Linked DNA regions of Homo sapiens: region 2 is linked to region 1. A link is a loop called in an ENCODE intact Hi-C map of the cell type or tissue named here. Cell type or tissue: heart right ventricle. All regions are shown on one strand. Links, peaks and the distances in the headings refer to the core of each region. The heading gives the core; the rest is flanking DNA.

What was found. Peaks named below come from ENCODE experiments on the same cell type or tissue, not always from the same donor. Only the 100,000 strongest peaks of a DNase experiment are listed, where the experiment ranks them.
Region 2: a loop joins it to region 1, with 2.9 times the contacts of the local background. A loop is called at or near these places in 2 of 110 quality-filtered maps.

What each region holds. Positions count from the first base shown.
Region 1 is chr15:96,341,181-96,356,946 of GRCh38, forward strand. SCDAL (stem cell derived angiogenic lncRNA) reads left to right here and starts at 1,717. Exons shown (of 2, transcript NR_198964.1): 1 at 1,717-1,818; 2 at 3,385-4,464. It overlaps LOC101927263 (a long non-coding RNA gene), which reads left to right and starts at 10,173. Exons shown (of 5, transcript XR_007064788.1): 1 at 10,173-10,230; 2 at 10,328-10,815; 3 at 12,599-13,332. RefSeq lists enhancers at 1-179, 180-700, 701-1,220, 13,072-13,971. In heart right ventricle, for the core only: a CTCF peak has its summit at 4,526; DNase peaks (open chromatin) are centred at 2,571, 4,621, 4,931, 6,291 and 4 weaker places; H3K4me3 peaks cover 7,401 bases; H3K27ac peaks cover 7,785 bases; H3K27me3 peaks cover 6,341 bases.
Region 2 is chr15:95,832,846-95,848,611 of GRCh38, forward strand. No RefSeq gene overlaps it. Among named protein-coding and RNA genes, the nearest start is that of LINC00924, 410 kb to the left of the region's middle. RefSeq lists an enhancer at 6,585-6,644. In heart right ventricle, for the core only: no CTCF peak of the experiment used is centred there; a DNase peak (open chromatin) is centred at 7,286; H3K27ac peaks cover 3,953 bases.

The DNA of each region.
Region 1 (15,766 bases), core at 744-8,743:
AGGGGGAGCTCGAGCGTGTGAAACTCTGCCTCGAATCTCGCTTTTGACTTGGTCCTATGAGCTGAGCCAACATGGCGTCTCCCACTGCACCGCGAGCGCCGGGCTGCCAGGCTCGGCAGGGCCGGGTAATAGAAAACACATTGGTTACCAAAAAGAAAAAAAGGAGGGCGGGGGGCGCTAAAGGCCATTCCGTCTGCAGGCAGAAAACCCTTTTTTAAACTCTTGCTGGCAAGTGAGTCCGGTCCTCGGTTCTTTAATTAAAGCAACAGAATTCGTAAGGAAAATATTGGTAACGCTGTACCTTCTCCCCTCCCCCTCCCATATTCAGGAGAGTTGATTTCCTGTCCCCTCTCCTTCCAAGAACCAAATTAGAAAAATAAAAAGTCTGTATCCGCAAATGATCTTAAATGTTTGAATGGTATAGGGGGATGGGAAGAGGACGGTCTTTACAGACCTCGGTCAGTTCTCGCGCTCATTAATGCAGGGGCTGCGCCGGGGTTTGCGCGGGCCCGAGCGGAGCTGGGGCGCGGTGGGGAGGGCGGAATGCGAACCCCGCTGGACTTGGGCAGAACTTGCTGCTTTTGCACGCCCAAGTTGTGGGAAAGGAGGCTTTCCGGGCGGAGGGTTGATTGGGGGGTGGGAGGGTCTAGCAGGGGCTGAGGGCCGGTTCCAGGCGGGTGGTCGCAGACCCTAGAAATGTGTGAGCCCGCGTGGACTGTGCCCCTGGCAGGAGAGCGACTGCAGCGGAGGACCCTCTTTCTCTAATAGGTTTGAGAGTGGGCAAGGGCGGCCGTGGGACAGACCTGGCCTCCTAGAGAGGGTCTTCTGAGGGCCTCTGCAGAGATAGTGGATCCGGGCCCAGGCTCCCTTCTCGGGCGGATGGGATATCGCCCCGCCACGTCCAGCTCCATCCCCAGCCCCGGCCTGGACAACCCTCTCCCTCAGCCGCCTGGGATACTCTCTGAATTCCAGGCCTCGTCAAGATTTATTGAAGTTGGGCTTAAAAAACGTGCTTCAGATGATTTTTCCCATTTTCTCAGATTTCAAAGGCTCCCTGCAGTGCGGCTGCCTAATTAATGGTGAAATTCAACTAAATCTAATTATGCAGTAATTTTAAAGCAGTTAGTGCTGGGCGTTGGTTTGTAATAGGACCTCAGTTTTTTAAAGTTTGCTTACTGTGTTGGTTTAGGGGAAAGCTATTTTTTGTATGGTAAAGAAAGACCGGGAAGTAGTACTACTGGAGGAACCAGAGGGCTAAGAACCGCTCCCCACCCCACCTCTATCTCCATCCCCAATTCTATCTCGTTTTCCTTCTGTTTTTTCTATCCCAAGCACACGGTAAAAAGCTGAGCAAGGTGCTAACCCAACAAGGAGACCCTATTTCATAGCCAAAGGGGAAAGAGAGAATCTTTCATACAGAGACACAAAGGGCTTGGTATCTGTCCTGGAGGCCTCTGTAAATGCCCCCAAACCCGGGAAGGGATTCTCATCTCCTCTAATAGAGAACAGATTTCCTCCTCTTAACATCCATTGTCATTAAGGCGCAAAGCTGACTCTTGGAGTTGTAAATCTTATCGTCCTTCTGATAACACACTTGTAATAAGTTAGCGTCCTATTCAAAGTGAATTGTAAAACTGCCTCATTTAATATGGCATCTGTGTCATTAAAACTTTTATTTTTCTCCCCCTCGTGTCTTGCAGGTTTGGCCTTGGGGCTAGCGCTGAAGTCTCTGCCTATGGGGCCTCTGGGGTAGGGCTGAGGGGAAGAAAGGTGTGAAAGACGGGCTGCCTGGATTCAGCCTCTGGATCTTAGACCGGGGTGAGAGACCCGAGGCAGAATGGGCCTGGGGGGTGGTGTCCCTCTATCCCATCTCCCCCGGAGCGGCCCCCTCGAAATGACGTTCCTTGAAAGAAACATGCTTGTGATTAGCTAAGCAAACACATCTGCTTTCGGAGTTGGGCCTTCGTTAATTAGCTGAACAAAGGGCCGTTTTGCTTTTTACCTTTTGCTGGGGAGAGTGTGTTATTTCAGGAGTGTTGCGGGCCCTCCTCTTTTCAATTGCAGCCACGACGTTAATTTTATTGGGATTACTGATGGGAAATGAGGTGGCGCAGGCTTCCGAGAGGAAAAGCTTGATCATTACCCCCTTTGGAACTATATTTTTCCACCCAACCTCCTGCTTGAGAGGAGGGGGTGGGGGGCGAACTGCGCTGCAAGTTCGGAGCAATTGGAATCAGGCTCGCGGTGCGCTGATCTCGGGTGACAGAGCGTGTGTTGAAGCTGAACTCTATAATTTGCGCTTCTGTTCCTTTATTAGGCCTGGACAACGAACTAATGAGCTTTGGCCCAGTACAATGTCACTTGTATTTATTTTCTTATGGCAACTTTGAGATAGCGGAAGTGTTCTTTACCAAGAGCCAGGGAGGGCCCGGAGTCCTGCCGGCTGCTGTCCCGGCCCGGGTCGGTGGCTGCGTCCCGGGGGAGCGAGGGCGCGGTGAGAGCGCGCGCAGAGCCGGCAAAGCTCGGGGACTGGGCTTCTAGGCGAAGCTAATGGGGCCCTCAGGAAGGCGTTAGGCCCTTTGGAGGCCCAGGCATCCCTACAGGAGCAGCTCCCTGAGGATGAGGTCGGGGGGCGCGGGGCAAGTCCAGGGCAAGTTCCCAGGCACGAGATGATGGAAGGCGCGAAAGTGGCATGGCTTCCTCCTGGCGCAGAGCAGGGGGTCCTTCCGCAAAGACTGCCAGGCCAAGGAACCCTCTGAGCAAGCAGATGTACTCCGCCCGGTGGCCTGGGCGTCTGCTTTCTGCTGCAGGAACCTGGCCCAGCTCTGTTGCTCTCTGGGTTGGGGGTGAGGTGGGGTGAAGAGGATGCTTTAAAGGAGTTCTTGGGGTCCTCGGCATGCGGGGACTCCCTCCCTTCTCTTTCTGGTTTGGCCACTCCAAAGGGTCGAAGTTGGAGAGGCCTGGAATAAAGTGAAGAAGCAGTGGGGGTTGGAGGGACAGAAGGGTCGGCGGAGGCAGTGCGGCGTCCCTTGTTCCCTGGCAGAGAGAATACGAGCCCACCACGGGGGGATTGTGGGTGGGGGGCAAGGGAAGGGAAGCCCCAGGAACTGCGAGGGGAGCGAGTACTTCTCTCCGCAGCCTGTCACTTTCCGAGGCTCCCGCCAGGCAGCCCTCGTTAATAACGCCTAGACACCGTGCCCCTGCCCGCCCCATCTCTCCTTGCCTCTCCTCACTTCATCTCTCTGCCTTACCACCCCCTCCCCACCTTTTCCTTCCTTCCTGCAAATGGGTGTTAACGTGGGTCTTTATGTTCTGTCTATAACTAGGATGTAATCACGCACCCCATGCCTCTCTCTAAAAGCATTTCATAAATGTCTATTAAAGCGCTACGAATGTAAGATGAATTTAGTGGCGCGGCTGCCTCCCTGAATCCGAACGGTAATGATGGATTTATCAACGGGGATTCGCCTTCAGCCCAGCGAGGGAGGTTTACTCAGCAAATATGTCGGCGAGCACCCACCCAAATGCAATCATTTGACCCCCTGCGGACGATAGCTGCCGTGCCCCTTCCCACCGCTGGTCCTGCTTGGCCAGGGTCGCTGGGGGCCAGAGGCCGGCCCGGATGACCAGAGAGGTGGCCTCACGGATCCCTTGGCCTCTCGCCCCCTCCTCTGTTTCCTCCTCTCAGCTTGAGGCTCTCCTGGCAAGGGGGATCGATCTGGCGTGTAGGTTTGGTGGGGAGGGAGAGGGTGGTGGCGGTGCCAGAGCACAAGATGAAGTGTGGGCTGTCTTGGCGTTGCCAGGAGACATCAGTGGGTGCCATCGTGCCCTTCTTAGTTTGGAAGGGGCACAATTGTACCCAAGTCTCTGAGTGTGAGCTTAAGTGCCCTGCTTTTGACCAAATCTTAGTGTCTGGGATCGTGGCTGACTCGGCCCAGCCCTGGGCCCCATTGTAGGAAACGTGGCTGTAGGACAGAAGCCTGTGGTGCCCAGCCCCTTGGAAGGGCTCAGATGTGCCCAGAACGAATGCCTTGCCTGCCCATCCTCCTGGGGCTCCCTAGACCCCAAGCCAAAGCAGAGATACCTGTTATCAAAGGTTGGGGAAGAGCCTCCAAGGCAGGGGCAAAACTTCCATATCTCTTTCCCCCAAACTGATCTAGCTTCTCCTTCACCTTCCCCCACCGAGGCCACCCGGCCATTTTAAAGTTTAGTGGCTGTGGACTTTTAGAATTTGGTTTGGTCTGTGATCCTTACCGCACAGACCCAATGACCACCACCTCTTTCTTTTTGTCTTTTATCTGCTCTCCTTTTGAGGGGGAGGAAAGTGCTGGCCTGTTCCATCAAGCCCAGTTCGCATTTGCTTTAGCCTCTGATTTCTCTTTCTTCTTTGGAAATTTCATTGAGATGTCTCTGTACTTCGCTTGTCAGTTATCTTTGTTCCTTTTAAATAAAGGGCTTTTAAATGGACTTATTGCTCCCAGCGTGGGTTCCTCTCTCTAAATGTTAGAAAATTGTGCCATCTACCCGCTATGCTGAGTACTGTCACACTCGGAGACCTCGGGGACCTCCGGGCAGGCTTCAATGCTGCAGTGTCAGGGGCCGCGGGCAGCAGGAGGAGGGGGCGGCTCACGTGGATTTTTACAGATCTCCGCCTGCAGCCGGCCCGCGTGGCCACGCCAGGGCACGGCCCGAGACGCGCGCAGCCGCCAGCTTGATGGCGGCCGCGAACTTGGCTGCAGCGGCAGATCTCCGACCAAATCGCAGGCGTGGCCGGGACTCTTCGCTTCTGCAGCATACAGCTGGCCGAGGGGGAGCCGCGGGTGGTTTTGGACCCCAACAGCAACTGGGGGTCAGGGATAACGGAGGACAATGGGAAAGGGGGAGCTGCCTAGGAGGGGGAGAGGGGTGGATTTTGCCGCGCCGCTTTGGAGCGCTCCCACGGCCTCTCCAGGCCGGTCTCTTTCCTTGGGGGATGCCAGGCTAGGGGCAGCGGAGAGCGAAAGCCGCGGAGTGGCTTCCCTGTCTCTTGGCCAGAGAGTTCTGGCCAGGCAGTTCGGCTGCAACTTTCAGATCCATTTTCTCTGGTGGAGATATTTCTGGTGTCTTTTTGTAGGCCAGACTTCTTTCCTTTAGGGGAGAGTGGTTTAGATGGACCGAATTTGAGCAGATCAGGTGTCTGATGTGGGGTATCTTCACCCCAGCCCCGCCTCTGCAAAACACCCATCCGCAACTGCAGGTTCTTTTGAATGAGTTAAAATGGATTAACAGTTTGGATTTTATTATGTGGCTCCCCCTCACAGATGCCTTTTTTGTTGTTGTTTTTTGTTGTTTTGTTTTAACCCATAAGGAGTATTAGCTAAGATTTCCAAGTGTCAGTTGGGTATTTATGCTTGTGGGGGAAAAAAAATCTCCGATACGGTTTATGACTTTTATTACATGCTTCACACTGTTCGAGAAATGGAGTTTTAAGCAACATACAATTAAATCTATATTGCTCTTTGGAAAAGGGCCAAGGAACTCAGCAATCAATTAGTTTAGATCTTTTCATACTTGTTGCTAAAATCAAAGTATAAAACTACAACCCTGGCTATACCTAAGAATAGCTTCTTTTCCTATTTTTTTTCAAGTCATGTAGCTAACACGTAGGAAATGGCAGCTGCCTTATTTTCCCAAGTTTCTTTTTTCTGATTCTTCTGCCTAGATTAGCCTTTAAATAATCAAACGATTTTCTCCCCCCGCCCCTTTCTCTCATTGCAGTTTCTCATCTGCCTTTATCTGCCTGGTTTAGTTTTTAAAAATACACTTATTTGTAATATGTATTATTTTTTAAATAAATGTTCCTTAATCCTCTCTCTTTCTTCCCCCTTCCCTTGCCTGGCAGTGAGAAGGGAAACGATGTTGTTTAATAATCACAATAATACAGTGCTTTCTAGACAAAGGCAAAATTAAATTTTTTATAACCACAACAAGAAGGGAATCAACCTCTCTTTCTCTCTCTCTCATCTCTGTCTCTTTAAATAAGCAGCTGAGGAAATAATCTCCCGCACTGAACAGAAACTGCTTCCTCCTTGAAAATGCCACCGTTCCCACCTCCCTGGCCCTCTCTGGGCCAATCCCTTGGGCTGTCGGCTGTCTGCCTGTCCAAGACCCTGGTTGGGGGTGGGGGTGCGCCTATGGAGATCCAGGGGCGTAGTGAGAAGGCAGTGGGGTCTCGCTCGCCTACGTGCGGCTGCCGAGGCGGGGCTGACAGCAAGTTCTAAAGAGGGGCAGCTAATTTATTAAGTAATTCTTACTTCGCTTCAGCATCCTCTGCCTACAGCTCCCGAGGCTCCGGCGAGGAGGGGGAGGGGTCTGGGGCTGTGCGTCTCCCCCTCCGCATTTCCTTCTCCGCCTTCCAGGCTCCGCCAGCCCCTCCACCAGCCTCATCACTAATTAAAACGCCCTGTGGCTTTGGGACTGAGTAGGCCGGTCGTTGAACTGTCATCTCCGCCAGGATGGGAAATCTAGAACATCCCCTCTTCTGCAAAAAAGGTTCCGAACCCAGTGAAGTGATTGGGCGGAGTGTCATTAATCTCTCTCCAGAAGCTTTCCTTTTCCTCCTGGGGAGTGAGGACTCCGGCCTTTGCCTCCACCCAACACGGTCGCCCGGCTAGGCCCCACCATCCCCACTGTCGACCCCGCCGTTGTGCCCATCCGTATGCCCTAATTGTGAGGAAGGTCTGGGAAACATTTTCTTTGCGCTAATTTTATATTTCCCCTTTCCCCCTTGCAACATTAAACATAATTTTGCGCTGTCACTGTCACTAAGATTGTGGTTTGCTGATGTCTCTACTTGGAAACATGACCCCTTCGCCTCCAACAGGGAGTCCTCCCCTTGCTTGCAGCCTCTAGTGCGGCCCCTTCTCCAGCGGGGACTTCAGAGCGTTTATGAAAATGCTGGGGCGGGGGGTGAGGGGATGGGGAGGTACTGATAGTAGTAAAGGCCAGAAGGGTTCCTACCAGAACCCTACAATCATTCCAAACCCTCTTTTCCTATGACAGCAGGAGCAAATGTAGTTTTGATGTGCGTTTGGTTGTTGGCTTGTTTGTTTAATAAAATCCGTGTGTGTGTGTGTGTGTGTGTGTGTGTGTTTTAATGTCTCAGTGTATGTGACAGGAAACCACTTTCAGAATTTCCCTTTGAATTTTTTTTGTTTGTTTGTTTTTGTGTCTGTCCTCCTCAACTTCTCTCTTTTCTTTATTCCCCTCCCCACTACATTTTCTCTGGCTAAGCAATAATCCCCTGGCCCAGTGGCCACGCTCCTGGAGATAAAATCCATTTATCCCTTGTGTTGCCTCACTGAGGCCCGGTTATCCAGGGCCTTTGGCGACAGACTGGAACAAACAGAGATGAAGATATTTTTTCGTTTTCCATACCTGCTCCTCCCTTCCTTCAATGTGCCAGCCTAGAGGGGCTCTGGAGTTGAACAAATGTACCCACAACTGCAGGTTTGCTCTGGCGCCTGGTTGTGGTCCTAGTTGCTATTTGTTTGTCTCTTTGGAAGGAGCTGTTAGTTACATTCTGCTCCCCACAACAGTCTCAGAGCTTGCTTGCACCAAGGTTGGGAGGTTTCAGAGCGATTATCTCATTTCGCTGGTGCAGAGGGAAGCTGCTGGCAGCCCCTGGATCAGACATTCAGTGGAAGGCCCATGTCACAGACCCAACCCGAAGGTTAATTTTCCCTCATTAGCATCTCCATAGTCTGCTCCTTGCAAGGGATCTCAGGTCCTTGCTGCTATTTTCTCCCTTCTCACTCTTTCTGACGAATTCACTCTCACTCGTGGTCTCCTCATCACAACCTTACATTCTGCCAGGTTCCTATTGAATCCATAGACTGATCGCTGAAAACCCATTTCATCAGTTTCCAACCAGTATGCCTATTTTTAATCCTAGAGCCCCTCTCCTCCATCTGTATCTCTCTAGCCTCAATGCACCTCATTTACAAAGTGTTCTGCTTTATCCAAATTAGTTCACTTCCCCCCTTTTACTTTCTCATACCCCCTCATTCTTTCATTGAGTTCTAGCAAAAGCAAAAGATACAAAATGGCAAAGTTTGATGGGTTGGGGGAGACCATCCCAGCCATTTAGGAAGAAGCTGGAGGTTTGTAATGACAGAAAAAAAATGACAAAGAAAAGAGAATTGCATTTGTGGCTTAAGTGGGACAATGTGTTTGTGTGTCTATATCTCGGTGTGTTTTTAAGATTTCTTTGAACTGCTTTTGTGCTGACCCAACAAAGGCATTTGCTGAAGCTAGTCACGGTGTAGGAACTTTGAGTTAACCTCTTATATCAAATGAATCTTTTCATTTAGAGACCAATAAATCTCAATCTCTAGCTACTTTTTGTAGACCCAGCTTGGGTTCAGTGAGACAAAACTGGGGCTTATAATACAGACCAGATAAAGTTTGCAAAAGTTGTTTTTTCCCCTCCATCCTTTTTTACCAACCTGAAAAATTTCCCCATCCAACAAATTAAAGCTCAGCAAATAAAAGTAGCAGCTCTTCCTCAGTGAGCAGAAGGTTAGGAATTTCTTTAGCATTTCACAGCAAAGCCTTTTCACTGAAATGGTTTTCCAAACTCAGAGGCCGAAAAGATTTATAGTTCTTCAACAAGTCATTATTTGGGTGTGTTTTTTAGGTGGGGCTGAGACAATCTAATAATCAATGTAAGACGGGTGGGTGGGGGGATTGGCTATGACCAAAAGAAGAGTTAACACCAGAAACATGAAAGCCAGTCTGGTCTCCAGGGATTGAATTTGGGAAAGCCTGCACACGGCTGCTCCTGGGCCATAAAGAAATACATTGTTAACAACAACAAAACAGACAATGCCCTGAGCTCTGCCTGGATTCAGAGCTGAGCTACTTTCAAGATATTTTAGCAGCACTGTTCATTTTGATGGGGTTTCTGGGCCATTTGAAATTCAACCTTTAGCCAGCCTGCTCATGGGGTATGGTTACAGAATTCATTTTCTGATTTACTACCCCTCCTCCTGTATTTTCTTTATTTCCTGATGGCCTCCCATGGGGTTAATCTTTTTTCCCTTTCTTTTATATTTTCCAGTTTTGTTCTCCCCACAAACGACTCAGTGTTTTTCCTGTTTCTACTGATCACTCATTTGCTTCCTTTCTCTCTTTCCTTCTTTAAGAGCCAGAGAAAAATAAAAAGAATGAGAAGGGGATTTCCAAATCGTTCTTTTCTAAGCATTATTAATTACTGTTACAAGGCAAAAGATTTTTAACCAATAACAAAGTTGTAAATTACCACTGACTTTCAAGTATTTCTCATTTGTCAGCTCTGATTGATTTGATTAATATTCCACTCTGAAATAATTTCAGCCGGACTTATCATCAGTTCTACTCATGAAGCAAAGAGCAGACTATCACTGCTGCAGGGGATCTGACCACTCTGCTTTTACTCTTAATGTGAAGTTTGGGGTTTTGTCCTGAGGCCCGAGGTTCTGGGAAGGTGTACAGGCAGTTAAGTTTCGGGGATGAAGTGGACTGGCATATCTCCATATATTCAGTTATTTATATGTAATTTTGAAAACTTTGTTCAGGAACCTATTTGTATTGAAAGAACAAAACGGCATCATTTCCTTGCTCTCCTGAACATTTTTTTTTAAACTGAATATTCAAGGCTGAAGGAATGAATTTTTAAACAGTTCCTAAATCCAAGAAACTCATTCGAACCCTATTAATTCTTATCCTACTGGATAGCATTTCTGAGAAAGAGTGGGCCTACTCTCTGCTCAGACCTATGGGAGATTTGGGTTACTGGTGGGGAAAAAAGTGTGTGCAGGGACAGGAGGGTGGGAGGGGCTCAGCACAAGACAGGGGCAGCCAGAAGACTCCACTTTTGGGGAGTGGGGTTATAGTTTCCCAAGGTCCTTTTCCGTGCCATCGTCATATCCAGAATGTAATTTTTGAAGCTATCAATACCCGCTGCCTCCAATACCTCTCGAGTTTTAATCTTAATTATATTATTAAGTGAAGTACTCTGCTGTCAGGGCGTTGAACATGATTTATGACGTCTGCCTATTAGGGGATCGATTGTGAATATCGCCACTATCATCTATCAATATTCTCAAGCCGGGGGTATTTCTCGCTCCACGGTAGTTATTTGTAATACCGAAATGATAGACTGCAGGAAAAGACTACTTCAGAGGACTCGCTTTTCAGGAGCAGCAGAGAGTGTGGTGAACCAGGAGACTCGGAGAGTTCCAACCACATCTGACACCCAGAGAGAGTTTAAAGTTTTTTTGTTTCTGTTTTTTAATGTAAAAACCAGTGAATTCTCCCGTGGGGCTAGTAGAAGAAAGCAAGCCAGAGTCGTTTTTAGGGAAAGGAGTAACCTCTGCAGGTCGATATCAGGGGGCGAGGGTTTCTAGCTGCCAGGTGATTTGCAATCAGACTAGAAGGAAAAAACTGGCAACCAGGGGCCCCTTTATAGGAAGATGGCTGGATGAGGGCTGCAGAGGGGTGCTGGGGGTAGACTGCGTATTTCTGCAGCAGATGCCCGGTCGCTATGCCCGTGGATTCGGAGGTGTTCAGTTTCTGGGATCAATTAAGACTCGCTGGCTGAGCCCTCGCTGCATCGCCGCTTTCACCTGCTCCTGCTTCCTCTGCATAGGTGGAAGCCCGTGCCAAAGACCTAGTGGCCAGGCCCGAGGGAGCCTGAACGCAGAGGCCTTTTGTCTCCAGACAGAGAGCAGCGCCTGCTTTTTTCCACTCTCACGGGGCACGGCACTGGGTCACCAGCGAGTCTCAGCCTCCAGCGTTAGGGGGATGGGAGGAAGAGTCAGAGAATGGAGCAAAACTCTCCCGTTCTGGCGGCCTGGAGCTGGAGGCTAGAACACCCCGGGGGGGTGGGGCGTGGAGGGCGGCCTGAGTGCCGCGCCTGGCCCCTGCCCTGGGTGCGCACCAGGCCGCGAAAGCCGGGGGCCGCCTTCTCGGCTGCTGAAGCCCGGGAGTCAGTCAAGCGCCCTCTGGCACCGCGAGGGAGGCGCACCTCGCCTGGTGCAGAGTTGCCGCGACCCGAGCGGGAGGAGGCACAGGACGCAGGGCTCCTGGCCTGGCTGTGGGCTTGGCCTTGGCGCACTAAGCGCTCCCCATCTGCCCGAGCCTGGCCTCCGCGGCCCTCTCGGCCCAGTCTACGTTCGTTTAAGGACTTCAGCGCGAAGAAGAGCGAACGTGGCTAGAACCTGTTGACCTCTCCTCTGGCCTGGAAGTCCGCACAGCTCGTGGCAACACTGGACGGACTGGTTGTCAGGGGACGACCGCGGGCAGGTGGGGAGGAGGCCTTGGTCTGGCTCCTGGATTCCACCCTGGGACGGAAGGGGAAGCGGAAACCTTGACCTCAGCCACACAAGGACACCTATCTGGCTGTCTGCCTGCCCTGGCCCAGCCACCCGGTTCAGAGGCCTACCCTTGGCCACAGTGGTTTGTCCTCAGGCTTGGAGTCCCCAGAGATGTGGACACAGTGACTGGCACATAGTAAGCGCTTAATAAGTGTTAGATTGGCGGTGTCAATCATTTTTAGGCACATCCGGTTTCCTCCGTGAGCATCTCCCCTCTCACACACATTTATTCCAGGCCAACAACATGCCTAGCTAGGTCCTTAAGCACCGCCACTCATACCCAGAGGCCCATCAGCTGCCTCGCTCCCTCTGAGCCCTGGAGCTGCAGCCCTCCACCCTTGACATGCGGGAGAAAGCCAGAGGCCCCTAGAGTCCCCCCCTCGGGGTGTTTTCCAGGCCTGGGACACCTGAGCAGGAGACACAGAGGCCTGAAGAAGGGTTAGCAGGTCCCTAATATGCCCCATCCATGTCAGCACTAGAGGAGGGGAATTCTGGTTAAATAAGAATATTCTGGACAGGGAGATGGTGGTTGGTCAGTTAAAAAAGAGAGAATCATTCAGTAAGGGATGCATGTGTGGGAAGAGTGGGGGGCACCTAGGGGCAGGCTGACGCAGAAGAAGCAATAGAGGCTGAGTCAGAGCACCACAATGACACCTTTTTCTTCCAGAAAGAATTCTTTAGTTAAGCCTTTAATCGGCCTTCGGTGAGCAGTGAGTTGTGGGAGGTAGTGCCATTAACTATACATACAATGTTCATGTAACCAGATTTTAATCATTTATGATCTTAATAAATAAATATGCTGCCTTCTGATTCTTTTTACTATCAATGATATTAATACTGTTGTTGTTGTTTAAACGAGATTTTAGTCCCGGTTCGTCCCCAGAGCGGCTGCAGGAGTAGTGCCCAGGACTATTGTGACCTGCTGTGCCGTAGCTCAGACTTCAGCCTGCTCGTCTCCTCTTCCCTCTTCCCCAGATCCCCCAGGCTGATGGATATTCTTCGACCGGGGCCCTTTTTAAAATGACCAATGTGTTATCAATATAGGCTACCCATCCTTATCATATAGGCTACCCATCCTCTCTTCGTTTCTAACCATTTTGCAGTGCGAAGAGAGAGACCCAGGCGCAGGCCAGGCGGCGCGTGTCGCTCGGTCTGAATTGCACCGTAATCGCCAAAACCTTGGCCTAATTTGCAGCTAATAGATCTCGAGCGAGGGAGTCGGGAAGAAACCAGTGGCTTTGGAGGGATCGGAAATTAAGGGACTAGAAGAAGGATGTGATTCCTATTATTCTCCCCCTCCCCCTCCTGCACACGACCATGTGTCTCCTGGCTGGGCCTTTGGGGACGCGGCCCCTGGCCCTCCGTGGCCTGTGTTCCTGTTGTTCGCTTCTCTCCCAGCGGACCACTGTGTCTGGGGCGCCGCGCCCTCCGGTGCGCTCAGACCTCGCGCCCTCCGACCGGCTTCTCCCAGTCCCCGGGAGGAGGCGCTGTGCCCGGGCTGGCCTCTGGTCCCTCCCAGCCGATGTCCTGGAGCCCCCATTCACAAAACCCCTCCTGGAAGAGGACACACACCCACCCACCCACACACACACACACACACCCCACACACGCACTACGAGAAGGGGAGTTTGATCTTGTCTCATTGGCGTCTCGGGTCTGAAAGGAAAATCGTTTGGGTAAACAGCCAAGCTTCCAGGCTTAACGCCCGGCTCCCGCCCCCGCCCCTCCATCCCCTCCTGCCTCCCCCACTCGCCTTCAACCCCACCCGCCACCCACACTCGGCTCCGCAGCCGGGCCCCGAGCGAGCTCCGCGAGTCCTGGCGAGAGCCGAGGGCTCCCCGGGTTCAAAGGGCCGCAGCCCCGAGGGAACGCCCTCCTTGCTGTGCCCCGGGGGGCAGAAGCGGACTGCTGGGCGGTGGGACCGGCCTGGGCCACGGTAGGAACCGCGAAACCTCCGGCTTCCCTAAATAGAGCTGGTCTCGGGGGAGGGCGCCGGGGAGTTCGGAGCCCGGAGGGACATTTTTGCCAAGACCGAGCGGAAGCCGAGCCCGTGCGGCTGGCTGCGCCTAGGAGTTCCGCCACGGGTCCGACGGGGCACCCTGGGTCCCCGCAGCCCGTCACAGGCGTTTGCACATTTGTGTGCACGACCACTGGCGGGGGCGTTGAGCCTCTGCTAGCCGCCTCGGGCTCCGCACACCCTTGGGTGATTACCCGGCCCCCACCTCCCTCCAAGCGACCTCGGCTCCAGGAAAAGGCTTTAATCTGCTATTAAGCGTTTTCCAAAGTTTCTTTCCAAAGGAGAGTTCTTCACTTAACTGGCTGTAAACATAATTAATAGTTATTAACATGCAAAAAAACCTTTGTGGTGTTTAAAAGGATAATGGTCTCTCTCTAGCTCACACTCTTAAGCATGGAGAGAACCTTGAAATCTGAAAATATCCTGATTAGATTATTAGAGGTGATTATACAGTGATTTTCCTCGTTCTCTAATGACATTCTTCTCTCTCCTCCCTTCCTCTGTCTCTTGTTCTCTCTTTTTCTTTTTCTCCCAGTCTCAATCTCACTCTAATCCAGGAGTCATTAGCAACACCCTCTGGCTACATGTTTTGCATCAGTGAAACATTGTGACATAGTTGTAATACAAACTCAGCCGCCTTGCACTGCATCTTGCGGTAGGAAGTGTAATAGCAACAAAAATCATTTTTCATCTCCAGGCATTATTGGGCGAAAAAAACCCCAGAAAACCTGAATGTGAGAAGAGGAAGGGGTGGAGAAGAGAGAAATGAAGGGAGAGAAGAAGGGGGTGGAGGGGGGGAAGAGAGAGAGAGACAGAAAGAGAGAGACACACAAAACCTTTTCCAGTTTAGAACTCCTTTTCCAAACTGTAGGCGTGCAGGTTCACACCTATCATTTCCTATGCCTTCCTCTCCTCGGTTTTTGTCCTAGTTCCTCACTGCTGGCCCTCAGTGGGCCCCAGGACCCTCTTGGGAATTCCCTCTGAGCTCCCATTATCTCTCATCAGCTGCCTTCTCCCCATGTTAGCACCAACTCTCACCCCCACCCCCATGCCTAGGCCTCAAGACCCCCAGGGCCCGGGCCACCCCTCCTTAGCTGGCAGTTACTAGGGATGCTCACTGAAGTCCTGCTAGGAAATTGGGGCCTTTCTCCTGTGTGGTCTCACAGGAATCTTTCCTAGCCTGATGGAGAAGAGACAAACCAGCCAGAAAGCCAACCTGGCTATTTTCCTGGCGCAGCCGTGTAATTTCTGAGCAAGATCTGAGAGCTCCTAATCAGCAAGGAGGAGCCCTGGTTACAGGGAGAAGGGGCACTCACGCTATCCCCTGCCTGCCCTTTGGGGGCTCACCCCGCTAACTCAGGGGACTGCGGAGTTTCAAGAAGCGATCTCTATGTTGGGATTGCTCAGGCAGGGAAATACAGGGGCTTATACAACACCAGATAAACTCTATCTCCACCCTATAGTCCCCAGTTCAGCTCCCATTATTTGTAGGATCCACAGAGCTCCTTTTAAAAAAAAGGATTTGAACTTTGTAATAAAAACTACATTAAATAAAGGTTCTGTACCTCCCTTCAAAACAAAGAAACCACACAAATCCTCACTGGACCATGACAGAGATGCTGTATTTTTAAAACCATGTTTGGCATGTAACATTTGTTTTAACTTATAACACCCATCTCTGGGATGGTGCACTTTGAAGACACATTGAAGCAAAGGCTCACCATATAAGTGGGTTAAATTTTCTGTATATTTTATGGTCGTGTGGATATAAGATTGCGGCAAACCTGTTAAGTTATCAACTGGATAAAATAGTGTCAAATGCCCAGTTGCACCTTGGAAAGAGAGGCTGTGTAATTTGCAATTCTTGCCAGTTGCTACTTTCACCGGCGGACAGGTGTACGTGTTGGGGGCTATATTTTGTGGTTATTTAGTCAGCAAAGCCAAAAGCTGTGGGTACAGTGTCCCAGTAGGCTGGAGACTGGCACTGCAGAACCCCTCTAATGCTGGACTGACCAGAATAAATGAATTTTGGTGGAAATCATAATTGGGAAGGGATGACTTTATAGGCACCACCTCATGGGAGACATCTGCACTGGCCGCAGCTGAATGGCCGGAAATACACGGGGCCCGAACTAGTGGCTTCCTAAAGACCACGTCTCATTTATCTTCTCCTTTCTAGGAAAGCAGCTCCCCAGCTTGAGTGACTACTTTAGACTTGGTGAAATTGTGCCTATATATTTTTCTCCTTCTTCTGTTATTTTCCCTTCATCCCAATGCAGCCACTGTGGGATCTGTCGGTCACAGATAATGGTTTTTAACCCGTCAGAAGACCTGTGCGTTGCGGCTTCTCTGA
Region 2 (15,766 bases), core at 2,607-10,606, 510 kb before region 1:
CCTTTAAACGGTTGTTTACAGATCATTAACTACTCACAAAAAGGCTGGTGCAGAAAACCTGCCAAAGTATGAGAATCTCCCATTGAGGAACCAAAATTTAAGAGAATGCTTGAGCGACAGAATTCAGTTTGCCAGAAATAAATTTTCATAATGAATTTTGGAATGCAAAATTATATGCAAGTCAACTTTATATAGAATTTCTTCCTTGCAGGCAAACAGAACCCAAATTTTAAGAACATTATTTTTAATGTTGAAATATTTGGGCATTATATGCAAATATTAAAATTTGCCAAACCATCACTCAAGTGTTGGTATTTAGGTGGTTTCCAAGTTTTCTTAATATCAATAAATAACACTATTGTTAACATCCTAATTCACAAAGCTGCATCCACATTGCTGCTTGATTCCTTAGTAGTGCTTGCTTATAAAAGTAGAATGGAGGGATAAAATGCATGCAATTTTTAATGTTTTTGATACAAATTAATCAAATGCTTTTTAGACACGAGTTTCCAAAACGAGTTTTCTTAACCACACTGCCATATTACTGAGTCTTCACCAGAGGTGACTGAACATTTTGAAAATGGCTCCTAAGAGTTTTAGTTGAAAACATTACTTTCTGTTGCTTATTTTAAAATAGTTTGATTACAAATAAAGTTGAACACATTTATTATCTTAATTATTGCTTTGTATTTCCTCCTCTAAACTAACTGGTTTTACCCTTGCCCTCCAGCTGGGATTCTCAGAACTTTTCTTGCTGATTTGTATGTGTTCTTCACATATTAAGGATAATAATTTTCCTTTCATGTCAGTTATACATATTTTCTTCTACTTAGATGTTTGCATTTTAATTTTGTTAGTGAAATTTATAACATGTGATTTAGATTTTTTTCATCAGTTTTGATTTAGAAAGTCTTTTTCCCAGAAATTACACCAATAAGTCATCTGTGTTGTCTTCTATTGTTTATTTTTATAATTTTTAAGTGCCTTTACCAACTGGATAACTAGAGCCACTCTCATGATCTTTCTAAAGCCGTTTTCTCCTTCATTGTGTAGAAATTATAACTATTTTGCCGAGTTCTCAGCATTCTAAAAAATGATGTTTGAAAGCTCTTTGTCCTTACAAGGTGATAAAAATGAAAGTTCAATAATATTTATGATGATAGCAGACAGAATCTGGTATGCCAAAAAAAATTCTAACATATCTTGACAAAGCGAAGCAAAACAAAGTGCATCTTTAGTAGCTTTGAACAACATAGAGGTCAATATGCTTTGGCTGAATGCAAAATAGCTTAATTTTATATGAGTTTCGCAACAAACTTTATGATGACCTTTATCCTTTAGTTTTTATTCTTGTTTTTTTTTTCAAAAGTCTCCCTGAATAATGTGCAATAAGAGGTTGTTAGTCCTAGAGATAAACTGATTTTCCTGAACTCTTTGCACTTCTGACCTTGGGAAAAGGTTTTCTCCCCCACAATCCACCACCCCCATTCCCCTCTCACTGCCAAGTTTAATATGGCTTGGACTGTCTTCTCATATCCCCAGCTCCTATATGAATCATTTTCAGCACTGAGTTCTGATCATTATATACAAGGTCACTTTTTAATTAGAACAATATAGTAAAACATATGCTCAGAAGATAAATGAGGTACAAAGCTAGCTGTGCTACAGTGAACCCTTTTATTGGAAAGCCTTAAAAATAATAAGCGTCATGTATAGTCCAGGGGCCTTTGCAACATATTTCAGTACAGCAAAGTGCCTGCCATAGTGAATGAATACCCTGTTACAGTGAACAATCATTTGGCAGCACAGGTTATTTTAATGGACATATCACTTTAAACGAAGCCTTCGCCATCTGTTCTGCCCTCTAATTACAGATGCAAAAAGAACATAATTCACAAATGCATCATAAAAAAGTAAGATATAAGTGATTTAAATGCATGTGTATCTTCTTTATTCAATGCAGCATGCAGCTGTTATGTTGTTTTCATGTTTCAAACACAAATGAGTATAGAAATCGCTCTTCTCTGATGGAGTGAATTTCCTGTTACAGGACATTTTGGGGTGTAAATAAATGTAAAAGCGTGTGCTCTCATAGCACCTTCACATCAAATGAGAGGCAAAGCTATTCCGTAATGCACTCTGTGATCTGCTACCACCTGTGATGAAGTGTTAAGTTTGTGTTGAAACCTAATCTTCAGTTGATTTTTTATTAGGCTTCAGCATTTCAAGAACTGCTCTGTTAAGTGTTCTTTTCTAATAACCAAATCATGTAGGTGGATATGTTATAACAAAGAGATCCTCCTTCAGAATAAGGTGAGTACACTGGTCACTCCAATATCAAAAAGTCCAACACTTGGCATGAGCCCATGTATTTCTTATAAGAACCCTTCTGAATTCTCAAGACAAACTCCTTGAAAAGAACAAGCAAAAAGGTGGAACTCTTTACTTTCCTTCTGATGTCTTGATAATATTTTGATTCCTTCGTGGATTTATAATTTAAGGAGTACTCATTTGGAAGAGAATATCTTAACGTGCAAGCTGCAAGGTGAACTTAACTCCTCAAGGAAATCTGTAAAACTTCCACTGTTATTTGGTACTGATACAATCTCAATGTTTCTATTGAGATTATATACACATATTATATACACATATATACACATATATACACATAAAATTATATACACATAATTTTACCTCTTAAAGAAAAAGTTTGTTAAATTCATTCTACGTATGCTCAGTTGCCTTTCTAACAAGGAAGTTAGATTGTAAAATAAAATGTCAATAAGGTAAAATATTTACTTCTTTGGACTTACTGCTTGGGCATGGCGCTGAAAGAAAAGAATTAACTGGTGAAGAATGCAAACAAATAGCTTTAAAAGCCATGCAGGTTATTTAAAATTCTATGCTGTAACCCTGTCAGTGATAAGAAAATATTGTCCTGCAAAAGTTTTTCTCTGAGCTTCACTTCTTCTTGATAAGAATGATTTATACTTGCATAGTCATTGCTAATAAACAGGTGATTTGAAGGTATTCGTTGAGTAGTTTAAAAATTCATACTCCCCATCAATCCAATTTGCATTTCTAATTTGCCTAGTAACTATTCTCTTTTCACAGATTAATCAGAACTAAACAATAGTAGGAATAGTCTAAATATCAAAATTGTAATTATTACATTCAAAGTGTATAAATTTATAAGACTGTATATTATATATGTATGCATTATAGCAAATATATAAACTTGTAAATGCATGCATTATTAACATATATATGTTTACACACAGCAGAGATGATATTCAGCAAAGAATAACTCATCCAGATTGACTATTTACATGTAGCAATGCTTCCTATTGATCAATGCCTATGCAGACTGATTGTTAAATATTTGCATGTTCCCTGTATACACCATTTATGAAGAATTAAAATAGAAATAATTCTAACCAAGTTTCCCCTTGAAGGATTATAATAAAGTAATCTTTATATGGTCTTTCAAATTCTGAAATTTCTATATTGAGTCTTGTAATTTTTCGAATACTCAGAAAACTGTATATTTTAAAACCCCAAACAGAAACAAATTTGAGTGTTAAGGTACACAAATTCATTTTCAAACCTACTCTTGAGTTTGTGCTTTTATGAGACTTAGTTCTAGTTGATGCAGACCTTATTTATGATTTCTTTTGATCACACATTGATTAAAATCAGAAAAAAACAATGAATTTATTATATCAATAATTCTTAAAATAGCTTGGTAATAACTATTACTTATAAAGATTACCACCATATCTAAGAAAAAACAATACACAGTCAGTAATTCTCATCAAAATCACCTGAACACTGCTTTAGGTTTCAACGGCACTCTTGTTTAAGGAAGTACTTTAAGAAAGAGGAACACTTCTCTACTCCAGGGATCCCAAACCTCAGCCAGCAGCAATAGGAGAGTAGTAAGGATAATGAATTAAAAATAACATGTATTTAATCATTTTTAACCTTATTTTGAGTTTGTATTTCTTCCACCTTTGTCTGATTTTCAATTAAAAAGTAAAGGGTGAACTAGGAAGACTCATGTTGCCTCTCTTCCAATGATTTTTATTTTACTTTTATGAAGACTTTCTTTTAAATCTCTTTTATTTTTAAATTTTATTGTATTATAGGCAATAAATTTTACTAAAAAGAATATGCATTACAGGAAAGTTGAACTGAAAGAACCACGTGCTTAGTGATTGCCACTGCACCCAAAACGCTACATTAGGTTTACTTCAGGAAAATTCAGGAAGAAAACTACCAAATCAATATTTTTGAACATGCAGCTTTTAGGACAGGAATATCTCAACAGGTATTATTAAAATTATAATAGTTCTCTTCATACAAATATGTGTTATTTACCCTTGGAAAGAACAAATGGATCACTAGCAAAGTATGTTTTATCCTAAATTTGTTTTTCATTTAAATCACAAATAACTTCTCTTTTGTAACAGTTAATTACATTTAATTTGAAGATAAAATTATTTGTGAAAAAAGTTGCTAATCAATCATAAATTCAATTTTATTTCACACATTTCAGAGCTATTACTTGTTAGTAACTTTCAAGTGACCTTTAAAATAGCTGTATTTATTGAATGGAATGTGAATGGAATCCACTTTTGATCAAGGATACTGAGTGAAGGCCACATAGGAAGTGAGTGGATGTGTGTCCATGGAGTCATAGATACTTTTTCCAAGAAGAGGACCCTGCATCCTCCCCCAAGAAGAATGTCGTATATGATATATGAGAAGTGATGACACTAGTTGTATATTAATAAAATACATCTGTCTTTGCTCTGGGAAGATTAGGTAAATCTATTATTATAAATCCTCCTAAGACCACACAACCAAGGGCAGTATTGATATTAGTACTGAAACTAAGGTCATCATTTTGGTCACTGATATCCAATGGCATTTAAAGATGTGTGGACATGAGTGATGACGATGATGATGATGAGGAGGACAATGATGATGATAGTGAATATGGCGATGGTGATATTTAACACCAATATAACATTACTATGTGCTGGACTCTGTTCTAATTGCTTTACTTTTTTTTTATTATTTCATTTAATCCTCTCAACAACCCTGTGAGAAAGTCACTTGACGCATGAAAAAGGATGCACTACCAGGATGAGAAAATCTAGAGAATAGTAATACTTCTGTGAAAGTCATTCACAGCTTACACCAGCTCACCTATACCAGCTCTAATCCTTTCCATTGTAAATCAAACTCTGCTTAGCAAATACTTTTGTATAGGATAAGTAGGGAAAAACAGGTCCAAAAGTGTTTCTTAATAAATTAAAAATCTGAAAATAATATTATTATAATTATATTGACATATACATCGTGTATTGCTAAGCAACCTAACTCCCAACAATCAAAGTAGCAGCTAATTCAGAGTATATACCTAGAACTGTAACAATAACAGCAAAAACTGGAATGCAGCACCTTTGTGCTCAGAATTACAAAAGAGAGTTCATTTTCAATCAACATGCACTTACTATATGAAAAGCACTGGATTAGATGCTGTGGAGCAGAAAAAAGAATTAATACCCATCCTCAAGGAGCTTACCATCCAGTTACAAGCAAAACCTGAACTCACAGAACTATAAAAATGTAAGACTAAAAAATGTAGCATTTCTCATTAACTAAGTGGAAAATACCAAATCACTTTCCTTTACTTTTATCACCTCTTTTACAACCCTTCTCCCAACTGGATGGCAGTCATCCTTCTGCTGGGCTTTCATAATTCTCTGGAGCTCCTTTAAAATATGTGCTCCTTGTACTGAACCTGCCTGAATCTGTTTTCACATCTGTGAAATGGGATACTGAGGACCAACCCCCACTGAGTTATCGTAGAATTAAATGGGTCAATGACAATAAAATGCTTAGGATATTTTCTGGCACATGAGAGCTACTCAATCAATGATAACCAGTGTCAATATTATTATTATTATTATGACTACCTATGTCTATACCTAACTTTCTGACCAGATTTATCATCTTCATGTAATTTTGTTCATAATTCTAAGAGCTCCTAGAAGACTACATTGAATATTGTATCTGTTTTCTCAAAGGAAAATAGTGAAGCATATGGTAAATCTTCATGGTACAATTAGGATCTGGAGGAAAAGTGTTTACTGGGCTCATAGAAGGATCAAAGTGGGATTGCTGAAGAATGTCAGGTGAAATGAATGAGGGAATAGAAAGTATCTCAGTCTGGGTGAAAAAGCAAGATGAGGCATAAACCATGGAAGCATAAGAAGAAGAGAGACAGTTGCAGCAGGAATGATATTGGGTAAATGATAAAAAAGGGAACTCAGAAGGTTATTGCAGTAGTATAGGCACAAAAATCTGAGAACTTTTATTAAATGGGGCAACAAAAATAGAAAGGATAGAATCAGGTCATAGATGGAAGAAAGAGTCAATGGGATTGAATCATTGTTAACACATAGGAAGCAAGAGAGAGAAGAAAAAATTCAGAAGCAAGGCTCAATTTCTGAGTTTAGACAACAAAGACAATGAGAATAATACATATTGGAAATGAAACAGAAAGCAGAGCCCCTCTCCACCCTTGCTTTTGTTTCTAATCAGTGACAGGAACTGAGTTTCAGATATGTTAAGTTTGAGGTTTGCAGGATGTCAAAGTAGACGTGTTTACTAAGTTATTATCATGTGAGGTTGGATCAGTGAGGAAAAAACAACTAGAGAACGAGAAACAACAACTAGCTCCCTAATTCAACTGAACTTTGTCTGCATAAAGTTGGCATCAAGGTGCATAGATAATCATAAGCTCTTAGCAGAAGTCTCTTGGTGCCAGCATCAGTGAAGAGAGGAACAAAACCAATCCAGCCACTCTTTTTCTGATGATGCATCTACACCCTTGGTTCTACTTGGTTTCTCTGCACAGAGGGAGTTCTTCCATCTTTGGATCTAAAAACAATATCTTTTCATTTTATCTGCAGCAATAGTCTAGCTCTCAGAGACAAAGTCAGTGAGAAACAAAGAAAGGCCCTCGCCACTCAATTCAGCTCCCAGTACAAAGACCAGAGTCACAGTGGTGTCCACAGCCCGCATCGGCATAAATACAGATGGACTGAAATACGCATTTTACCTAAAATAAAGGCTTTATACCATGCAAGCAAAAATAGAGGTGGTTTTTTTTCCCCCCAGAAAGTAAGACCTTCAACAAGCCAGAACACCACTGTTTATTTTAAAGAATTTTTAAACTCTGATTCAGACTATGGACGCCAGGCCAATTGCTGAATCCCACGGGGGCATCTGCATGCTGAAATCTCTGCCTGGAAAGTCAGTTTTTAATGGTGCTGTTACAAAACTATGTGTCCTCAAGTAGAACTACAAAAACTCCAAAGACATATTAATTCCAATTCCACGACACAGGCCTAAAGATAGAGTGGAGGAAGTGCTTGGTCATGTACACACATCAAATTCACTGGCCTTTCTAATACCTTCAGTGAGATTATACTCTTTAACATCTGTTTGTTTTCTTAACCACGTTCTCATTTGTTTTCCATGAGTACTTACGATTCAGGTCACTGTTAGAACTTAGGGAGTAAAACAGAAAGAAATAATCACTCAGATTTAAGTCTAGTTTGCCCATTTCACAGATAAAAAAACTGAGGAGGGGGTGCTAAATGGTTACCCAAGTTCAATTAAAAGAGCATGAACTAGAACTGAGGTCTCCCCAGAACCCAAATCATGAATTTTCCCAACTGCCTTGTTTCTTTTCAGGCAGAAGAGCTCAAAAGGAAAACACTGAGGGACCTTCTCACCTCTAGGTTCTGCAGGATAACCTGTGGTGGAGAGTTCTTCCTACGTGTTGAGTCAGAGCACAGGGAGTGAATGGGGTGGGGAAGAGAAAGAGGAGAAACAATTTCAATCACTTTGTGTTTGTGAGGAGAGCTACTCAGAGAGTTCCCCCTCTATTTTAGACATTGGTTGGCACTGAAAACCTGTGGAAGCATGGGCCCTCTGGGAAGAGTGGGCTAAAAGAAGCATCCAAAGACACAGAAAAGCATAGCAAATTTTCCAGTAGCTCATGCCGCAGCATCACATGCATATTCTTTTGAAGCACCCCTAACCTCTTCTCTTTCCTACACCTTCAAACTGGAGTTTCTGTCTGATCATATTCAGCTGTTTTTTCCTCTGCTACAAAGAAGCTCAGCACTTTCATGTCTGAGTTGCCAAGTGACACTCTATGTTTGAGAGCCCAGAAGAGGATGGAACTCAGGCCTTGAGAATAGGAAGGGGGCAGTTGACTAGGCAGAGGTAGATGGGCATAATTCGGTCCACGCTGCCGTCTCCCCAGAAAACAGACCTGAGATATGGAGACGGGGGTGGCATTCGGAGATAACTAGTAGGTTTTTGGAACAATCAGGTTCTACTTAAGGATAAATAAACATAAGTATATCCTACTCATAATGAATTCCAAAAGTAATAGACAATTGTTAAAACCCGCCTTCTTCAAATCATGAAGCATGTACCAGTAGGTCAAAATTATTGCCAGATAACCATTTAAAAGCAAGCCACGGTAAGTTCAAAATATATACTCCAAGTTCATGAAGAGATGCATCAGTTATGTATAGTATTCTCCTAAAAAGAAGGTTAAACTGATATGAATGGGAAGCCGGTCAGTACTTTCTCTACTTTCAAGAAATTTGTTTTCCCAAATTGCAACTATTCATTTTTCTGTGAAAAGATTCATAGAAAAAAAATCCAATCTCAACCATTTTCTCATCAAAGGAAACGTCTTTAAATCTTAGCCTCAAGAAATGATCTCTAGAATGAGATTGTAGCAGAGTTGTATACAATGGAGTTTTAAAAATACCTCGGATCAGTAACTTTATTTTTTTATTTATTTTTTTATTATACTTTAAGTTTTAGGGTACATGTGCACATTGTGCAGGTTAGTTACATATGTATACATGTGCCATGCTGGTGCGCTGCACCCACTAACTCGTCATCTAGCATTAGGTATATCTCCCAGTGCTATCCCTCCCTCCTCCCCCTACCCCACCACAGTCCCCACAGTGTGATATTCCCCTTCCTGTGTCCATGTGATCTCATTGTTCAATTCCCACCTATGAGTGAGAATATGTGGTGTTTGGTTTTTTGTTTTTGCGATAGTTTACTGAGAATGATGATTTCCAATTTCATCCATGTCCCTACAAAGGACATGAACTCATCATTTTTTATGGCTGCATGGTATTCCATGGTGTATTTTTTTGAGACAGAGTCTCACTCTGTTGCCCAGGCTGGAGTGCAGTGGCACAATCTCAGCTCACTACAACTTGTGCCTCCAGGGTTCAAGCAGTTCTCCTGCCTCAGCCTCCTGAGAAGCTGGGATTACAGGCGCACGCCAACAAGCCCGGCTAATTTTTGTGTTTTTAGTAGAGACAGGGTTTCCCTATGTTGGCCAGGCTGGTCTTGAACTCCTGAACTCAGGTGATCCACCCACCTTGGCCTCCCAAAGTGCTAGGCTTACAGGCATGAGCCACCGTGCCCGACCAGGATCAGTAACTTCTAAAGGATATGCTCAAATGACACAATGAGGTGCCCATCAGTAGAAGGAAGCTCCAACCTTGTCAGCTTGACAGGGGAATGAAAAAGAAAATTCCGCCAGTTGTTAAACCCAGCTAACGTGTGATTGATCTGAGTTCGGCTGTTGGTGGTTAAATAGAACTCCCCTCTGGCGTTTATGTCTCAGTTCTGACTTTGCTTCAGCCTGACCATGAGGGGTCTATAAGTATTTGAGCCTCCACATTTCCCTTGTTCTGCACCTAAGATACTTTTAGATTGCTCTTTAGAGCCTGAATGCTCTAAGCTCTTGGCGTCCACTTTGACCATGAAGAGCTCCGACTGCAGACAGATGCTTATGACTGGGGATGGCTCACATGTTATCTTCCAGATAGTCTCTCTAGAGAGAGAAAAGGCAGAATCAGAGTGGCGTTCTGCAGTCAGAGTAGTTAAGGGAGTTAAGGTGGCGTTCAGGCAGGGTGAGCCTCTGTGCAGCCGATCTAACTTGGTCATAACCCATCAAGCCCCAATGGTGAGTTCTGTGTTCAGTATTTCAAATTTTTCCTTCCCTGACACTGGAGGAAATAATACAAAAACTTGTTACCTATGCTGATGCCCAGCCAAATAATGAATAATTATAACAACAATCTCATGCAGCGGACCACACACCTGATCAATTCCTCCCTTCAGCACAAAGGATTCTTGAATTCTGGCATCTACTCCAGTGCTTGTTTTAAAGTCATATTACCAAAAAGCTCTCAGGGAAGCATTTTACTTTCTGGCTTTGTGATAAACAGAAAGATACCACAGTGGTTTTTAAAACTCTTTTAAATCATACAATTCTTCATGTTTTCAGTCTTCCTTCCTGTGTGCATTTTCTCCCTCTGGGGCCATTTCCAAAGAACTCGAGAAAACGAAAGAAACCACTGTGACCAAGCTGGAATGCATGAAAACCAAACCATCTCCCCAGAGAGGATAAGGAGCAGATCCCATGACTCTGCACTTGTCCTTCATCTACCCTTTTCCCTCAAGCCACATGTCCACTCCACACCCTCATCAGGATCCCAGCCCAGTCCACCCTTACTCCCCAACTAAAGGGAAGATAGTTCTTTCTCCTGGGGCCGTGATGTGAGGCCTGGGAGGAAATGTTGTCTTTTGGGAAATAGCAAAATTGTGTGACTACATTAAAGTCAACACTATTTATCTTCACCTCTTGTCCTATGGGCTGACAAAGGGACACCACTGTTGGGCCCAACCCCCGTGCACAGCTGCAATAGAAAGAAGGCAGGGACTGGTACTTTCAAGTGTCAGACCTTTTGTGCTGACTAGTTTATGAGGCTGATGTCAAGCACTGCAGTCAATGAAGTCTTTGTCCTAGGTGTACAGGGCAGGACAGTGGAAAAACTGTCCTCTCTCATATCCCAGGCCCATCCATCTTCCCTTCACCCTGTTTCTCAACTTTCCTATCTCTTAAGCTGACGGAGAGAGGATCCCTCCTGGGTTAATGTACTGGAAAATTGCTCTGCATGTATATGAGGAGGTCCTTTCCAAATGAAAGAAAAAAAGAAAGAAAAAAAAACTGGGAAGAAGAGTCGTTTTTCCCACTGAACTCGTTGGCCTTATGCTTGTGGGTCTGACCCTGATTAAGAAAATCTCAATGTCCTGCTAGGAGGTTTATTGTGAAGTTTGGCAGAACGCACTTCCGATTGAATTTTTTTTTATTATTTGTAATCAGAAAGTGGTTTTGAACAGCTCCCATCACCCACCCCACCACCAACTACCCTGACCTCAAGTGTGCACGTGTGCACACACATGAACACACACACACACACATCCAAGACCTTGCCTTTGAAGAGACTCCATATGCTTACATCCAATTCACCTTGGAATAATCTATTCTCCTCCATGGGGCTGGTTTCCCCAAGGCAATTGCATATAAATAGCAAACAGATTGTTTTCATGCAGTTACATGGAAAGTTAGACTGCATGAACTTTGTTATGCATGGAACCCAGAAGAGCGGGTGTTACGTGATATCACTCGATTATTTTTACTTTTTTTCTAGCTAAAAATAATATCCTCTATTTTCTAAGCTTCTTCCCCCACTCACAGGTTTTATTCCTCTATGGGAGGCCTTAGGTTAAAACAAAAAGTCATGCTAGTGGTTAAGGCATCAAGTATGTATGCTTCTGAAATAAAAGCTGGCAGTGGCACCAAGGGATTTTATAAAACCCAGCTGAGTCCTTCCAGAAACTTCCATGCAAAATTTATGGGAAATGGAAACACATAACCTGAGTAATTGTAACCAATGCAAAATGTGTGTTTTAGATGCCAGTAGACACACAAATGTTCTTCTGGGAAATAAAAAAAAGTAGTGGGGGTTTGGGGATTTGGGGGCAAGTGAGGATTGTTAATGGGTAAGAAAACAATAGAAAAGATGAATAAAACCTAGTATTTGATAGCACAACAGGGTAACTACAGTCAATAATAATTGTATATGTTATAAGTTAAAGAGTATAATTGGATTGCTTGTAACACAAAGGGTAAGTGCTTGAGGGGATGATACCCCATTTTTCATGATGTGGTTATTATTTACTGCATTCCTACATTAAAATATCTCATGTACCCCATACATATACACACCAACTATGTACTCACAAAATAATTTTTAAAAAAATAAAAAGAATTTAGCAGCTTAGTGCATTTTTTGTTGTTTCACCCCCATTTTCCAGTAACTACTTTATGATTTCATTAATTATTAATTTGGCCAGAGACATTGGAAATAGGGCATTTTACACATTTAAAATGTACTTATCTTTATTTATAAATCTGTTTATTTTCTCCTGTCTTTGGTGACAGGAGAAAATAAAACCTAAGACTTTTAAAGGATCATAAAGAGCATAAAAGTGACTCAAACAAAAAAAGGTCAATAAAAGAGTGAAATCAATGTTCACCGCTCAACCTCCCGTGGATGGTGAGTTCTGTCCTCGTGTTGAGTTTAGGACATCAATGACTGAGGCAAAACACCACATCAAGTTATAATCTCCTGACGACTGAATGATCAAATTGTCTCTCTTGTTAGGAAGTTTGTTACACAGTTACAACTGACTTTTTATTCTGTTGGCGATGTGAAAAGTTGACAAGTTTTTGTGAAATGACTCCATTCTACCACACAAAGCAGTTCCTGGGTTTGTTCTTCCTCTCTTAATCTTTCTCATTCTATACTTCTCACTAAGATTTTTCCCCATAGAAATCTAATTTTCTTTTCTGCAGTTTCAGATGCTGCTCCACTGACAACCATGGGGCTCATTTAAATATTTAGCAAGATTATAAAATGAAATGGGGTGAAGCTGACAAATCACACCCAGGAGAGGGCGGGGAGAGTCGTTAAGTCAAACACAGACGTTAATAGGAACCCCTAATCTCTTAGCCTGTCCCCTTTTGTGGAAGGAGGTCAGAAGCACTTGGTCCCCAGGCCGGCTCCCTAAAGACTCTTAACAAGCAGATGTTACTGTAACATGCTCAGGGAATCAAGCATAAATATGACCCTTGACCCCGGTTGTCAGCTGATCCACTGAGTCTCTTAGAAATATACTCTTAACTTTTCTAAACTCCCACTCTTTCCCACCATCCCCCTCCGTTTCGCCCGGCGCCTCCGCCTCGGGTTTCTATGCCTGTGTCTCCAGCTTTGGAGCTTGCACAGTTGCTCTCAGTGTGACCTTTCTCTTCACAGAGGTCAAAGGCCCGAGACCCTAGGCTGGCCTCTTTTCTTGCTAAAGGCCAGCTGATGAATCATTCCCAACTTGAAGGGAACAGAGGAGAAGGGAGGGCTCTGAAGGCCTTTTGAGAGAAACAACTGTGGCCTATACATCAGCACTGATGCTGTTCTGACACTTTGAAAACTCACGTTCCTCTCTGGGAACCACAGGGAGAAGGGAAGAGAGGAGGGACAGAAAGGTCTCCCTCACTAGGATAGAATAAATAGGAACAAGAACACAACACCAGGCTTCGGGGTTGTGTAATGGGACACTGTTCAGGAGAGAGAGAGAGAAATATAAACACTCTTCAACACACACGTACGAATCCTCCCTTAGGTTTCAGTTTTCAGGGTCACATTTCACAAAACAAGAAAAAAAGTGTGTGCTTTTCCCCCACTGCAATGAGTTTGGTCAAGAGGATTTTGATGAACTATTCAGAATTTTCTTGCTTGTAATTTAGAAAAATATTGGTGATTTAATTTTTAATAATAAATTATGTATATATGTCTCCTTTAAGACAAACCCATCATGGTAGAATGGGGACGGAGGGGTTGGAAGCTATGACAGCTGCCTAAATTACCTAGAAGGCTTGAGATTCTTTATTGCTCTATTTTTTCTATATATAATGTTCTGGTTTTGACTTTTAATCTGTGAGTGGTGGGTATTTTACCTGCAGTCATTTAGAGAGTCTTCAGTAGCCTACAGGAAAGGTAGGGTTTGAGAATGTCACTGTGGGGCACAAAATGCAGGAGGCTGATTCAGCTGACTGTTCAGGCCCCAGCGTGAAAGAAGCCCTAAGACAGTTCCCACGAGGAGCCCCAAGGGAGCCACACTGCTTGGACCAGGACCTGATTTTGCAGTTTGGAATCCACCAATTTACAGGTCGTCCAAGAATTAATTGTTGTGATTCTCTTTCACCTTTTCTTTCTTTTTCTTTCTCTTTCTTTTTCTTTTTTTCTTTCTTTCCTTCCTTCCTTCTTTCTTTCTCTCTCTCTTTTTCTTTCTTTCTTTCTTTCCTTCCTTCTTTCTTTTTTCTTTCTTTCCTTCCTCCCTTGTTTTTCTTTTTCTCTTTCTTTCTTTTTCTTTCTTTTCTTTCTTTCTCTTTCTCTCTCTTTTTCTTTCTGTCTCCTCTCTTTCTTTCTTTCCTTCCTTCCTTCTTTCTCTTTCTTTCTTTCCTTCCTTCCTTCTTTCTTTCTTTTCTTTCTTTCTCTTTCTTTTTCTTTCTTTTCTTTCTCTTTTTCTTTTTCTTTCTGTCTCTCTCTCTCTCTTTCTTTTTTTTTTTTTGTTTGTTTGTTTGTTTTGCTCTTATTGCCCAGGCTGGAGTGCAATGGCGCGATCTTGGTTCACCACAACCTCCACCTCCCGGGTTCAAATGATTCTCCTACCTCAGCCTGCCTAGTAGCTGGAATTACAGGCATGTGCCACCACACCCAGCTAATTTTGTATTTTTAGTAGAGACAGGGTTTCTCGATGTTGGTGAGGCTGGTCTCTAACTCCTGACCTCAGGTGATCCACCTGCCTCGGCCTCCCAAAGTGCTTGCATTACAGGTGTGAGCCACTGCGCCCGGCTTCTCTTTCACCATTTTAAGAAATTCAAAGAAGAACTAAGGAACAAGCTATGCTCTCCAACATAGTGCGGGTTTGGAAAAAAATTTGATTCATATCGTCTTATCAAAACTTTTTAAAAATGGCCTTATATTAGGCTTTGCTAACGCCACATTTCTTGCATTAAATTGACTTTAGTAAGATACAAAATTAAAAATAGGAATATTTCCATTTGCTTAGAAAATATGTTAATGAATAGAAATGCTCTCGCTTCCTTGCTTTTTCTTTCCTTCCCTTTTTGCTCCTTATCTGTTTCGTTTTGTTGTTGTTGTTGGCGGCGAGGAAGTGATCAGGGCATTGACTAAATACTGGAGATACTGTTTTCTAGATAATAGTATTAAAAAATATAAGCTGAGAGAATAAAGAAATTATTTATGCTCAGAATCTCTATTACTGGACAAGGCAGCCCAGAGATGATACCTCTTCCTAATTTCTATTATGACTTTCCATTGCTTTCATCTAGGTTCTTAAGATTTTATGTACAAACACCCAAACACTGAAGGTTATGTTCCCTTGCTTCTTCGATGGCATCTAACTCAGGACTTCTCAAACTTGGCTGATCATCAGAAACACTTGCTCATTTCTAAAACATGCATATTTCTGGGCCAGATCCCATTTTTATTAAATAATTATATCTGTGGATTTTTCTAGAGAATTTATGTACTTTATACATTATCCAGGTGATTCTTTTTGAAATTAATTTATTAATTATACTAAAGCACACATTAATGGTGTGCAAAAAGAGGTTTTGAAATATGTATACCTGTGGAATGGCTAAACCTAGGTAATTAACATATGTGTTATCTTACTTGCTTATTTTTTGTGGTGAGAACACTTAAAATTTACT